Regions from separate parts of the Mus musculus genome. Here region 1 is linked to region 2. The links are chromatin loops, found by intact Hi-C in ENCODE. Cell type or tissue: gastrocnemius. All regions are shown on one strand. Links, peaks and the distances in the headings refer to the core of each region. The heading gives the core; the rest is flanking DNA.

What was found. A loop is a pair of places that touch in the nucleus more often than their neighbours do. Peaks named below come from ENCODE experiments on the same cell type or tissue, not always from the same donor. Only the 100,000 strongest peaks of a DNase experiment are listed, where the experiment ranks them.
Region 1: it touches region 2 in a loop (7-fold over the local background); 39 of 42 quality-filtered maps call a loop at or near these places.

The regions. Positions count from the first base shown.
Region 1 is chr2:168,441,902-168,448,360 of GRCm38, forward strand. Gm33413 (a long non-coding RNA gene) reads left to right here. Exons shown (of 4, transcript XR_867021.1): 4 at 1-504. Among named protein-coding and RNA genes, the nearest start is that of Gm33413, 5.6 kb to the left of the region's middle. In gastrocnemius, for the core only: a CTCF peak has its summit at 3,728 (motif pointing left); a DNase peak (open chromatin) is centred at 3,695.
Region 2 is chr2:168,244,345-168,250,803 of GRCm38, forward strand. No RefSeq gene overlaps it. Among named protein-coding and RNA genes, the nearest start is that of Mocs3, 17 kb to the left of the region's middle. In gastrocnemius, for the core only: a CTCF peak has its summit at 4,743 (motif pointing right); DNase peaks (open chromatin) are centred at 3,420, 4,152, 4,630 and 5,639.

The DNA of each region.
Region 1 (6,459 bases), core at 871-5,870, 200 kb after region 2:
CGGCTGCTGCTTCGCCCTCCTGTAATGATCTGCATGGAGGGGTCTGGAAGCCCGACTGGGGTGGTAAGTAAATGAAGGAGAGCTGGGGTCAGGGGGGCTGTGCGCACTCTGACGGAACCACACCAACCACAGCAACCTGCAAACTGGAACCTCAGAGTGTACAGCGGTGGAGTCACCTAAACTTGCAGGAGAGGTCTCTGTAGATGGGTCGTCTGGGGATACAACGTCCCAGAGGAGGAAGCTGCAATGTCTAGGTTTTTTTTCTTTTTTTCTTTTTTCTTTCCCCCTATACTGGTTGTGGTGGTTTGAATATGCTTGGCCCATAGGGAGTGGCACTGTTAGGAGGTGTGGCCTTGTTGGAGGAAGTGTGTCGCCGTGGAGGTGGGCTTCGAGGTCTCTTCCTATGCTCAGATTCCACCCATTGTGGAAGAGAACTTCCTCCTAGCTGCCCGAGGACCGCAATCTCTCCTGGTTGCCTTTGAATCAAGATGCAGAACTCTCAGCTCCTTCTCCAGCACCATGTCTGCCTGGATGCTGCCATGCTTCCTGCTATGATGATAATAGACTAAACCTCTGAATCTGTAAGCCAGCTCCAATGAAACGTTTGCCTTCATAAGAGTTGCTGTGGTCATGGTGTCTATTCACAATAGCTGAACTCTAAGACTCTTTAATATTCATAAACACTGATTCTAGGACCAAGGGAGAGCTTGGCTTTTCCCAAGCCTGACCCAGGGGTGCCAGTGTCCCACTGGACACAAGGCCTTGGTTGGTGGCATGGCCTTGCCTGTGTCAACAATGCATAGTCACTCAGGGCTACATTGGCTCCCATACCTTCCCTCCTCCCCTTCCTCTGTCCTCCTCCCCTACCTCTGTCCTCCTCCCCTTTCTTTCCCCCTCCCTTCTTCCCCTTTCTCCTCCCCTTCCTCCTCTCCTCCCTCCTCCTCCCGTTTTTTTCTCCCCTCTTTTTTTTTAAAAAATATTTATTTATTTATTTATTTATTTATTATATGTAAGCACACTGTAGCTGTCTTCAGACACACCAGAAGAGGGCATCAGATTTTTGTTATGGATGGTTGTGAGCCACCATGTGGTTACTGGGATTTGAACTTAGGACCTTTGGAAGAACAGTCGGCACTCTTAACCACTGAGCCATCTCACCAGCCCCCTCCTCCCCTCTTTCTTCCCCTTCCTTTTCCCTACCCCTTTTCCTTCCCTTTCTCATCCTCTCTCTGTTCCCTTTCCTCCTTCCCTTTCTTCTCTCTCGCTCCTCCCCTTCCTCCTCTTCTCCCTCCTGAAGTTGGGTTACAGTTGTGACAACCTTTCTCGGGGCAACAGGAAGCTGGGACAGCTGCCTCACCAGCTCTCTGTCCCCCACCCCCACCCAGCCTGGTCCCTGTGCTCTGGGGCCCCACTGCAGGCACACGGCGTGGTCAATGCTGTGGGAACATGTGTGTCACTGCGAGTGGGCTTTGAGGTTTCAAAGATCATTCCAGGTCTATTTCCTTCCCCACCCTGTGTATACATATACATATACTTCATATACATAGACACATACATATACGTGTACACACATGAACATGTGCCATGGAACACATGTGATGGTCAGAGGACAACTTGCAGGAGTCAGTTTTCTTCATCACGTGGATCCTGGAGACTGAACTTGGGTCCAGTGGGAAGCATCTTTACCACCGAGTCATCTCACCAGGCACCACCCCAACCCCTTTTCTCTTTAAAGGGCTCAGCCTCAGGTGTTTTATTATAGCAATGAAAAAATGCTTCCCATCTGGAGCTAAGCTGTAACACCAGGAGAGCCAATCAGGCTGGAGAGGAATGGAGGGGTTTGGAGGATGCTAGCGTGTGGTCACGGAGAATGGATTCTCTCCACGTTTATGCTTAAGACTTAACACATGGCTTAAACCATGTCATAATTTACAAAAATGTTCTAAACCTTTCTTAATGTTATTCTTGCACATTTCAAACAAGGCAAAATCCCTTGAGGCTATTGTTAACTATAAAATCCAGATCTGCATTTTCACGAGGCCCCTTCTTTTTATTGATTTGTTTGTTTGTTTGTTCCTGCGACGGTGCTCCCTAGTAGCCGAGGCTGGCCTGGGACTCAGGCTCCTCCTGCCTTATCCTCCTGAATGCTGTGAGTATGGGCATGTCCCCCACGTCCACCATCCTGGTGGGAGTCATTTTTCTCACAGTACCAGCTACAGAGTACCCAGAGTACCCACGGAGCACTCACTGCCGTGTTCACTTAGGAGTCTGAACTTGAGGAAGGCAGTAAATCTTTGTTAACGTCCCTCTTCTTCTCTTCAGAGGCAGCTCATTGGGGAAACAAGGTTTCACTCCGGAGCTAAAGAGGAGCCGCAGGCAGCCAGAGCCTTCATGTGTGCTGCTGTGATCTTCAGAGGGACTCTGCCTGATTCAATTAAAAGCTCCCCGGGGTGAGGTTAATGCCAGGCATCAAATCCAAGTAGATGGATGGAGACCTCTGAGAATATGGGCTGTGTAGGGGAGGGAGGGCGGAAACAGGGAGAAGGAATGCCACCAGCAGCCACCAGCCGCCACCAGCAACACAGCACCACTGACTGCTTATTGGTTCTGGTGAATTCTTTATCACACACACACACACACACACACACACACACACACGCTTGTGAGCTCCATGGCATGCTTGTGGGGGTCAGAGGACAATTTGTGGGAGCTGATGTTTCTCCTTTCAGTTTGTGGGTCCTGGGGATTGAACTCAGAGTATCCAGCTTGGCTGCAAGCGCCCTTACTCACTGAGCCATCTTGCCAGCCCCTGGTGATTTTTTTTTTTTTTTTTTTTTTTTTTTTTTTTTGGTTTTTCGAGACAGGGTTTCTCTGTGTAGCCTTGGCTGTCCTGAAACTCACTCTGTAGAGTGAGTAGGGGGCTCCTGAAGGAAGGACAACACACTTAAACATCCCACTAAAATTCCTGTGATCCTGTCTAACTGCATTGCGACTTCCAGAAACAGGTCTGACTGAGAATAAGAAAGGTCGTTTGCTCTGTCAGAGGCGAGGAGAGAAGCTGAGGGCCAGTGGGTTAGGGTCTCTGGGGAGGGCTCTGCAGTGAGCTGAGAGGAAATCAGGAACCACTGCTTGGATATCAGCTCAAGAACTTCCTAGACAGAGGAACCAGTGTCCAGTCACTCTGTGGCTGCTTTGCCTCTGGTCCTTGACATATTGGGTCTCAGTGTCACCCAGTTGCCCTGTGATTCAAGAGGGTGGTGACATGTGGGGGTGGGGGTGCTGTGGAGGTTGGTAGGGGAAGGAATGGGGGTGGTATCTATTGCCTTAGCCAAGCGGACAGCGAGTCTTTTCCAGAAGCCCCAGACAGTTACATAGGGTCACAGGGCATCTCAGGCAGGGGGCAGAGCATTCAGCAAGGGTCCGGTCCCTGTCAATCATAACTCATCGCACAAGCTGGGCTCCTTGCCCTGATGTGACCCAGCAGGACACTAAGAACAGGAGAAAGCAGTGATGAGCTCTCTGGGCCTGCAGAGAAAGCATCACACATAAGGAGGCAAGGTCCTAGCACATTAGCCTCTTGCCCAAAGCACAACAAGAACACCCACAGCAGTGGTGGCTGTCCCTAGAGGGCAGGTCCCAGGCCAGGCTCCCCTGAGAAGGGTCCCTGTGTAGCTGTGTGGAGAGAAGTCGGCACCTCCAGGCTTTGTCGGAAAGGTACGTTCGCCCTCTGGTGGCCACTCAGAGGAAGCGCTCATCCTTCCAAGTACTGTGGTTAAGTGGCAGACCTACAGCCCTTCTGGGATCACCAAGGTTTAGGAGACTTAGAAATGCACTAGCCCTAACCAGGACAGGCACCTACTGTGTGCCGAGTTCTCCCACCTCTGCCAGTTTGGTACCTCTTTTCTCTTCACTTTAAAGGGCAGAACTGTTTGCCCAGCACTATCAGGACAGGAAACGGAGTCTCCGTCAACCTCTTGTAGAGACTGTGTGTCCAGGCTTGGATCTGCAGGACCACCTAACCAGGGGAGGTTGCTTCCACTGTGAGCTCTACTTCTTTTTAAGTGTGTTTATATGAATCTCTTCAGCTAAAATGTCGTCAGGTTATCAGGCATCCATGGATGGAGTTTGGGGACCGTAAAAACTGAATGTAAAACCCACTGACTCTCCACACTTTCCTTGGCTATACCCATCAGATGGGCAGGGGTGTGGGGCCCCCCCGGAAGGCAGGAGCCTCCCACTGCACCTGGGCTATGGAAGGGGCGGGGTGGAATTGGTTAAAGGATGTTTGTCCCCAAAGCTTGTCCTAACTGACTTGTAATGAGCTTGCATTTTGCATAAATCAGCTTTTGTTTAGATCTGGGGATGTCTTGGTTTTGACACCTAATCAGGACATCTCTCTCGAGATGGAGGCAGCCTGCTTCATTTTGTAAGGAGGTTTTATTCTTCCTTTGTTGTTGTTGTTGAGAGGGGTTGTCGTGTTGTGGTGAGTATTTGTTTCTTGTTCCCTGAGGCTACTTTGGTGCTGACTGCTCGGTGATGGAGCACTTGCCCCGACACCTTAAGACTGGGGTCCAGAATTAGGACCACTCAACGACAGACAAGCAGAAGTCCCTATGGGGCTGAGACCATGGCCAGGCTTGGGTACAAGACCTTCCAAAAGATGTGGCTTAGTGACTGAGTGACCAGCAACATCTCTAGGTTTCAGGGCTCTCCCAGAAACTCTTGGCCTGATTGAGGCAGGACCCTGGCACATCTGGGTGGTGCCTTCTGCTGTTCTTGGCCCTCCCTTCCCTCTACCACTCCCTCCAGACAACCCCCCTCCAGATACCCTCCCCCCTCCAGAACCCTCCCCCTCCAGATACCCTCCCCCCTCCAGACACCCTCCCCCTCCAGACACCCTCCCCCTCCAGAATCCCTCCTCCTTGAGACACCCTCCCCCCTCCTGACACCCTCCCCCTCCAGATACCTTCCCCCCTTTAGACACCCTTCCCATCCAGACACCCTCCCCCCCTTCCAGAACCCTCCCCCCTTTAGACACCCTTCCTATCCAGAACCCTCCCCTCTCCAGACACCCTCTTCCTTTTTGTTTTTTTTTTGTTTTGTTTTTTTTTGTTTTTTTTGTTTTTTTGAGACAGGGTTTCTCTGTGTAGCCCTGGCTGTCCTGGAACTCACTTTGTAGACCAGGCTGGCCTCGAACTCAGAAATCCGCCTGCCTCTGCCTCCCGAGTACTGGGATTAAAGGCGTGCGCCACCCCACCCTGCTCCTGCTCTTCCTCTAATCCCTATTTTTTTATTTTGAGACAGGGTCTCATTATGTAGCCCAGGGTGACCTCAAAATTGCAATCCTCCTGCCTCAACCTCCTGGGTTGCTGAGGCCAGGTATGTGCCACCCCAGCAGGGCCCTCCTTTCAGGATACCTGCAGCCCAATCCTATTTTGGTGGCTCCAACTTCCAGACCCACCACAAACACCTGTGCAAACACAACCCCAGGTGGCCCAATGACATCACAGTCGACCCCAGCACACACCGCCTGGCCCCATTGCTTGTTGGAATGAACCCAGTTGTAGTGGATCATAGCCTCAGCCATCACTTTGTTGTCTGCTGAGTCCCCTGACAGGACCACACAGTCCCTATAGCTAGAGCCTGCACTTTTATTAAGTGCCGAGACCACATGAGGAACAGGCTGAGGCTCCTTCCCCACCCATTCCGGAACGCAAAGCCGCCCCTGTGAGGCTACTCACTCTTCTGCTACTGGCTATGGTTCAGTCCTGGAGGTGCAGGGAAGCCCACTAATGTCCACACCCTGTGGTGAATCCCAAACCCAGAAGATGAAGGTCATTAAGCCTTGTCTAAGAAGGGGAGGAGCTTACCCAGGGTCACGTGGCTCCTGCAGGCTCCCCAGCTGGGGATTTGGCCAGCAGCCAGCCTGGCAGAGACTATGGGGGTCTGGAGAGAGGTCACTTTTCCCTTCTGCCTCAGGCCATCTCAGCAGGGTGTCCAGAGGTCACATCCCTTCTGCCCACAAAAAACTGCAGACCTGGCTGATGTGACATTGGCCCATATTCTGTAAATATTAGCATTTTTTATTCCTGTATTACTCTACTAGTTCCTTTAGCTCTGTGTGCTGGCAGCCTGCGGCTTTTGGACAGAAAGCCACTGATTGGTCAGTTGAGTGTTTGGAGTCTAATTTAACCCGTGTAGTTCAAACTCACACAGGCACATCCTCCAAGGCTCCCCAACCCCACCAATGTCCTGGAAAAGCTCACTCACTCATGGTATGCAGGAGGCAGGCAGGAGGATGTGTCCCAGGGCCTGTGTGTGGCAGAGCAAGGCTGGAAACCACCCAAGCACAGCCAGAGGAGGTGGAGAGTGCCTTGGACACACTGACAGCCTAACCGAAGACCAGATACACGCCTTCCCAGAGAGAGTCTAAAGATCACTTCAGATGGCACGGAGCAG
Region 2 (6,459 bases), core at 1,035-6,034:
CTGTCCAGGTGTTTCTCTTTATGAAGTATGCATACAATGGTGGGAACTGCCCACTTCTATGGTTCATGAGGGACAGCTGGGAGTGGGGGGGGGGCCTGGGCTGGCCTTCACTCTCCCATGGACCTGATGGGATGTCAAAAGTGAGGCTCCCATGCTTCAGACACTGCTTCAGACTGTCTACACCTCTCATTTCCCAAGCTCTAGCTTGGGAAGCACGGGCCAGGGGGAATTTGGTCTTGTCCTCTTCTTGGCCTTTCAATTTGCCTGCTTCACAGAGAGGTCCGTATATTACCTAAAAAGGCTTCCCTGTCTCTGCCTCTGCCTCTCTCTCTCTCTCTCTCTCTCTCTCTCTCTCTTTCTCTCTGTCTCTGTCTCTCTGTATCTCTCTCTCTCTCTCTCTCTCTCTCTCTCTCTCTGATTCTTAGTTAACTTATTAGAAAAATCTACCTCCGGCCTGTAAATGACTACATGATATCTAAAGTCTCAGTCATGGTTTATGTAATTAGTATATACAGGAGAGGGGCTGGGGATGTAACTCAGTTGGTGGTGTGCTTGCTTGCTTAGCGTGCACAAGGTCTTGAGTTCCATTCCAGTACCACAGAAAGCTAGGCACAGTGGCACAGGCCTGCAATTCCAGCACTTGGGAGATGGAGGTCAGAGGATCAGAAGTTCAGAATCACTCGTCTATATAGTAAGTTCAAGGTCATCTTGGTTGACATTAGACCCTGTCTCGAGAAAAAAATCTCCAGAGGACACATGGATGGTGATACCTTTATGAACCTAGGAACCCCTATGAGTTCCAGAAATGTCTTCTTTTGGTCCCCAAGGCCATTAATAGAAGAGCATCTCTTTATGAAGTACGCAGACACTGGTGAGAACCACCCACTTCTATGGTTCTGTCAAGCTATGAACATAATTTGTGGGTATCCAGTTAGGCAGAGCACACTTGGGGTTGGTGGTAATTAAAGCCAGATTCATTCAATGCTCCTGAGACAGAGTTGGTGGGGGAGAGGGAGCCCCAGCAATATCTGCAACTTGTTATGGACTGGCCCTGTATCCTCTGCTTTTTAAAGGTCAAGCCACTCTAGGGTCAAAAGACAGTCACTTCTAACCTGACTGTAGACAGGACCCAGAGGTGACCCACATTCAGTACTTTCTCCATCACAATACATTGCAAACATGCCCTGGTGTATTGCCTGTGCCCTGGACCACTCCGAATCTATCCCTACCTGCCCTTGGGGTTTGGAGGTGAGGTGGCGGAGGAGAGTCAAAGACACAGACTCCAGGAGCAGGTAAGAAACGCTGCAGCAAGCTCATCGGAGCACTGCTGCAAGCTCCTTTAATACCCTCCTCCTGCTCCCCATTGGTCCCAAGAAAGCATCTCTTCTAAACAGCAGTTCCCGATTGGCTGGCATTGTCTGCGTCAGCAATCCTCGGTCTCTCAGACGGTCCTCAATTAGGTCCTCCTGCAGGAGATGCTTTTGCAGCTGTGTAGCCCTGGCATTTACATAGAGGTGGTGGTGGCTGTGGTTCCTCCTGCACTGGTGGAGGCTGAGTCTCTAAGATGTGAAAGTGCTTAAGCTTCTGGCCTCTCACCCGCCCTAGCTCTCTCCAAGGCCCTTGGTGGGACTCAAATTTTGTTCTTATAATTTTATAATTCCCACTCCCCCACCTTTTTTTTTTTTCCCCCAAGACAGGGTTTCTCTGTGTAGCCCTGGCTGTCCTGGAACTCACTCAGTAGACCAGGCTGGCCTCGAACTCAGAGAACTCAGAGATCCACCTGCCTCTGCCTCCCAAGTGCTGGGAGTAGTGCCTTGTGCTTTCTTCACAGTCTGTGCCTGATCACAGACTCCACGTGGTGCTTCACCAAGCTCCTGCCGCCTTGGCTGCCCTGCAACTGTGGACGAATTCCTCCACCTGAAAGCCAGCACAAACCCTCCCTCCACTGAGTCGCTTTTGTTGGGTTATGTTATCGTAGCCAGAGGAAAAAGAATTTGATTATGAGGCTACTGCTGAAAGATGGCTGCTAGTACCTCAGCTCTCAGGAGGATAACCTTGTCCTGCCTGGGAGATGCTGCAGGTGATTGCTGAGGCCAGGAGGCTGAGCCAGCAAGTGGAAATCATGGACCTTTAGAACAGCCTCCATGGGGAGGCCCAGAACTGGGTAGTTTGAACAACTTCAGTGGGTTCTGGGTGTAGGCATGGATGCTACCTACCTAGTGGATCTGGGTGGGGGGGGTTGACCCTATCTACCTCGTGGACCTGGGATATAGGGTTGACCCCACCTACCTAGTAGACTTGGGGTGTGGGAGCTGACCTACCCTACCTACATGGTGACTCTGGGGTATGGGGCTCATAGTAGCTGCCTGGTGACTCTGGAGTGACGGTGACTTTAGGGAGATGTATAATGGGGACCCACAAAGATGTGGTTGTTGTGTGGGCTCTAGGGTGGTTTTCCTGGAGAAAAACCAGCTCTCAATGAGTTGATTTCTGTTTGCCCAGCCTGGCTAACACCGCTCTGAGTCTGCAAGGTCCAAAGATGTCAAAGATGAAAAGTATTAAAAATCCACAGTAGAGGCCAAGGCCAAGGCCAAGGCCAAGGCCAAGGGAAGACCACAAGTTCAGAGGCTGCCTGGTCTACCCAGTGGGTTCAAGGCCAGTCTGGTCAAGTAGTGAGACCCTGTCTCAAAAGAAAAATATCTAAAGGGGGCGGCTGAGATGGCTCAGCAGGTAAAGGTGGTGTACTGGCTGCTTTTGGGTGTCAACTTGACACAAGCTAGAGTCATCAGAGAGAAAGGAGCCTCAGTTGAGGGAGGACCTCCATGAGCTCCAGCTGTAAGGCATTTTCTCAATTAGTGATTGCTAGGGAAGGGCCCAGTTCACTGTGGTTGGCTCCATCCCTAGGCTGGTGGTCCTGGGTTCTATAAGAGAGCAGGCTGCGCAAGCCATGGGGAACAAGCCAGTAAACAGCATCCCTCCATGGCCTCTGCATCAGCGCCTGCCTCTAGCTTCCTTCTCTGTGTGCGTTCCTGCCTGACTTCCTTTGGGGATGAACACTGATGTGGAAGTGTGAGCCGAATAACTTGTGTTTGGTCATGGTGTTCTTGCCACAGCAATAGGAACCCTAACTAAGGCAAGGTGCTTGTTTCCAGACCTGGCCCCTTGAGCTCAGTCTCCAGGACACAGGTGACAGAAGGGGAGAACTAACTGTAGAAAGCTGTGTTCCGACTTTAACACAGGTGTAGCATGCACATGCTCACACGTGTGCATACACAGCCAGGTGTGGTGGTGCACGCCTTTGATCTCAGTACTCAGGCAGAGGCCTGAGGATCTACGTAGGCAGCCGGAGCAACATAGTGAGTCCCAGGGTGGCAGGGGCTACACCGTGAAACCCTATCTAAAACAGACAAACAAACAGCCCCCCCCCCCAACAATAGCTGGTTTGCTGTGCCCAATTGTGATTCCAACACCGGGAGGCCCTGGCTGAGGCAGGAGGGTAGAGGGCTCCAGGCCAGCCTAGGCAGGCCTTACTAAAAACCAAACAAAGAAACAAACAAGCAAAGAAACAAATGTTGCCCCTCTCAGTTCTCCAGAGAAGAATGAGACTACAAATGTGAGACACACAGACAAAAGACATCATGGGAGCAGAGTTCCAGCTGCTTCAAGCCCCCAAATTGGGTTTCAATTTACTCCCATTTTTTTTATCCCCAGTCTCTGGGAGCACAATTGTTGTCCTTGGGGTTTCCATACTCCCCAATTCTCCTGGTGATTGCCACTTTTATGCACGGGGTCTCCCCAGGCTCTTGCTTGGGTCACTAGGTCTGAGGGTCTCCACCTGCCACTGCCAGTCACTTCATTCACTGTCAAGGAAAGCTGGCACCCGAGGGTGACAGCAGCGGGTGACAGCAGCTTTTACATCCCTTGGCACCAGCCTCTCTTGTCATCTTAAGACTGCAGAAATGAAGCCTGCTGTCGCCAGGAGCAGAGGGGATGGTGGCAAATGCTTTCTTTAGGCGTCAGAACCACTAAGCCACCCCCAGGCATGGCACGGGACTGGGAAATGTGAGAGACACATGTCTGAGGTGGCTGCCAAGGGGACAATTCCTGCCCAAGAAGATTGGCAGGTTCAGGGTGGCATTGGGCCGTCTAAGGGACTTTGTATCTCCTTTCTCATTTATTGAGGTGGTTTCTGAGGGAACCAGGCAGGCAGCAGCTGTGACCGGAAGTGTAGGAGTGTCCAGAATCAGGGTATCAGGTGGAGAGCTGGCAGGGATCTGCTTACTGTGTCTTCATCTCATGCCAACATGCCCAGGGTATACCCCATCACTTCTCAAGCATCGACTTGTGCCCAGTGGCCCACCCTGCTCATCTTGGCCTGATGCTCTGACTTTCAGCTGGTTCCAGCTGGTCCTTTAAATTAAAGATTGCTTTTTGGCTAGTATGCCAAACAATGGGTTTCATTGAGACTTTTTTTTTTTTTTTTTTTTTTTTTTTTTGAGGCAGGGTCTCATTATATAAGCCCTAGCTGGCCTAGAACTTGCCAGTTAGTCTATGCTGGCCAGAAACCCAGAGCTCCATCTGCCTCTGCCTCTAGGGTGCTGTGATTAAAGAAGTGCACCACCATGCCCAGCGAAAGTGGCTTGTCCTTGTTTTTAGAGGAAGGAGGGGTCCTAGGCCTTGTGATTGACAGGCAGTGGTTGTGGTTAGGTTGGCGGCATGGAAAGTGGAGTCTTGGCTGTGCTTCACCCACCAGCAGGGGGTGCTGGGTCACTAGGAAATTTTTGTCATTAGGTCCCCTCAAATACTGTTTATGTCTCTTTAAAAAAAAAAAAATAAAACAACACACTTTCCACCCTTAATCCCAGCACTTGGAGGGAGAAATTTAACCTAGGCCCTACTATGTGTTAGGCATGTGCTCTACCATTGAACTGTACAACCTATATTCAAGCTCAAAGATATGTTTTATTTATTTCTTATTTATTTTACTTTATGGGCATGAGTGTTTTGCTTGCATGTATATCTGTGTACCATGTTTGTACCCAGTGCCAGCAGAGACCAGAAGAAAGTACTGGGTCTTCTGGAACTAGAGTTACAGATGGTTGTGAGCCACCACGTGGGTACTGGGAACCGAACCCAGGTCCTTTGAAAGAGCAACTGGCGATCATAACTCCTGCACCATGTCTCCAGGCCCCTGTTTTTGTTTTTGTTTTGTTTTGTTTGTTTGTTTGTTTTTTGAGACTGGGTCTTCTGTGTGTAGCCCAGGTTGGCCTTGAATTTGATTTGTAGCTGAAAACAGACTTAAAATCCTCATCTTCTACTTGTCCCATGCTAGGATTGTAGGCCTGTACAGTCATACTTGGCTAGAAAGGGACACTTGATAAACCCTACCCTCAAGTGGGAGAGTGACGGTCAGTAGGTGCAGAGAGGGTGGGGGCTCACGTTCTGCTGTGGTAACAGGTAGGAAAGAGCAAGTAAGGGGAAAGACAATGGGGTTAGGAGGGGCAGGGCGGGCAGGTTGGTAGTGTCTTTTGTAAGGAGGTGAAAATCAGCTTCCAGAGGTGATCATGGAAGAGATGTCTCAGGTCTCTCAGAGCTGGGTAAAGCTCGCACAGGCCCTAGTTTGGGGCGGACTTCTAAATGGAAGTGGGCCCAGCCTGTTAGAAAGAAAGCCAACTGAGGAAGTGGTATGCTTGTGAGTGGTGGCCAGACTTTCCCCAGCCTCCAGCAGGGCACAAAAACAAAGAGCTGCCAAGAGTTGGGTGCGGTGCACACAAGGGAGGTAGAGGCAGGAAGATCGGAAGTCCAAGGTGTTTTTTTTTTTTTTTTTTTTTTGGTTTTTCGAGACAGGGTTTCTCTGTATAGCCCTGGCTGTCCTGGAACTCACTTTGTAGACCAGGCTGGCCTCGAACTCAGAAGTCCGCCTGCCTCTGCCTCCCTTATGTAGTGAGTTTTGGGCCCAACTGGACTACACGAGATGCTCTCTTAAAAACAGAAACAAGCAATAAAACAGCTCCTACTACTTTTAAAGCGGTGTATGGAATCTGGCTATTTACAAGCAGCCTGACCTGTCCCATGTTGTAACTCTGAAAACTACCAGCAGGTGGCAGTAGAGGACAAGGAAAGCCCTTAATGCACTGGCTCCACAGGTGCGCTTCAGACCCATTGGCTGTCCAGGTCCATTAGGATACGGAGCACTGGAGAGGGAGGAGGGGGAACATGCAGATCAGTTACGGATCAAGGAAGACGTCTTAATTTGTGTTTTCATTGCTGCTACGAATGAAACACCATGACCAAGAAACAAATTGGAGCGGAAAGGGTTCATTTGGTTTACACATAGCAGTCCATCATTGAAGGAAGTCAGGGCAAGAATTCAAACAGGGCAGGAACCTGGAGGCAGGAGTCTGATGGAAAGGCCGCGGAGGGGTGCTGCTTACTGGCCTGTTCATCATGGCTTGCTCA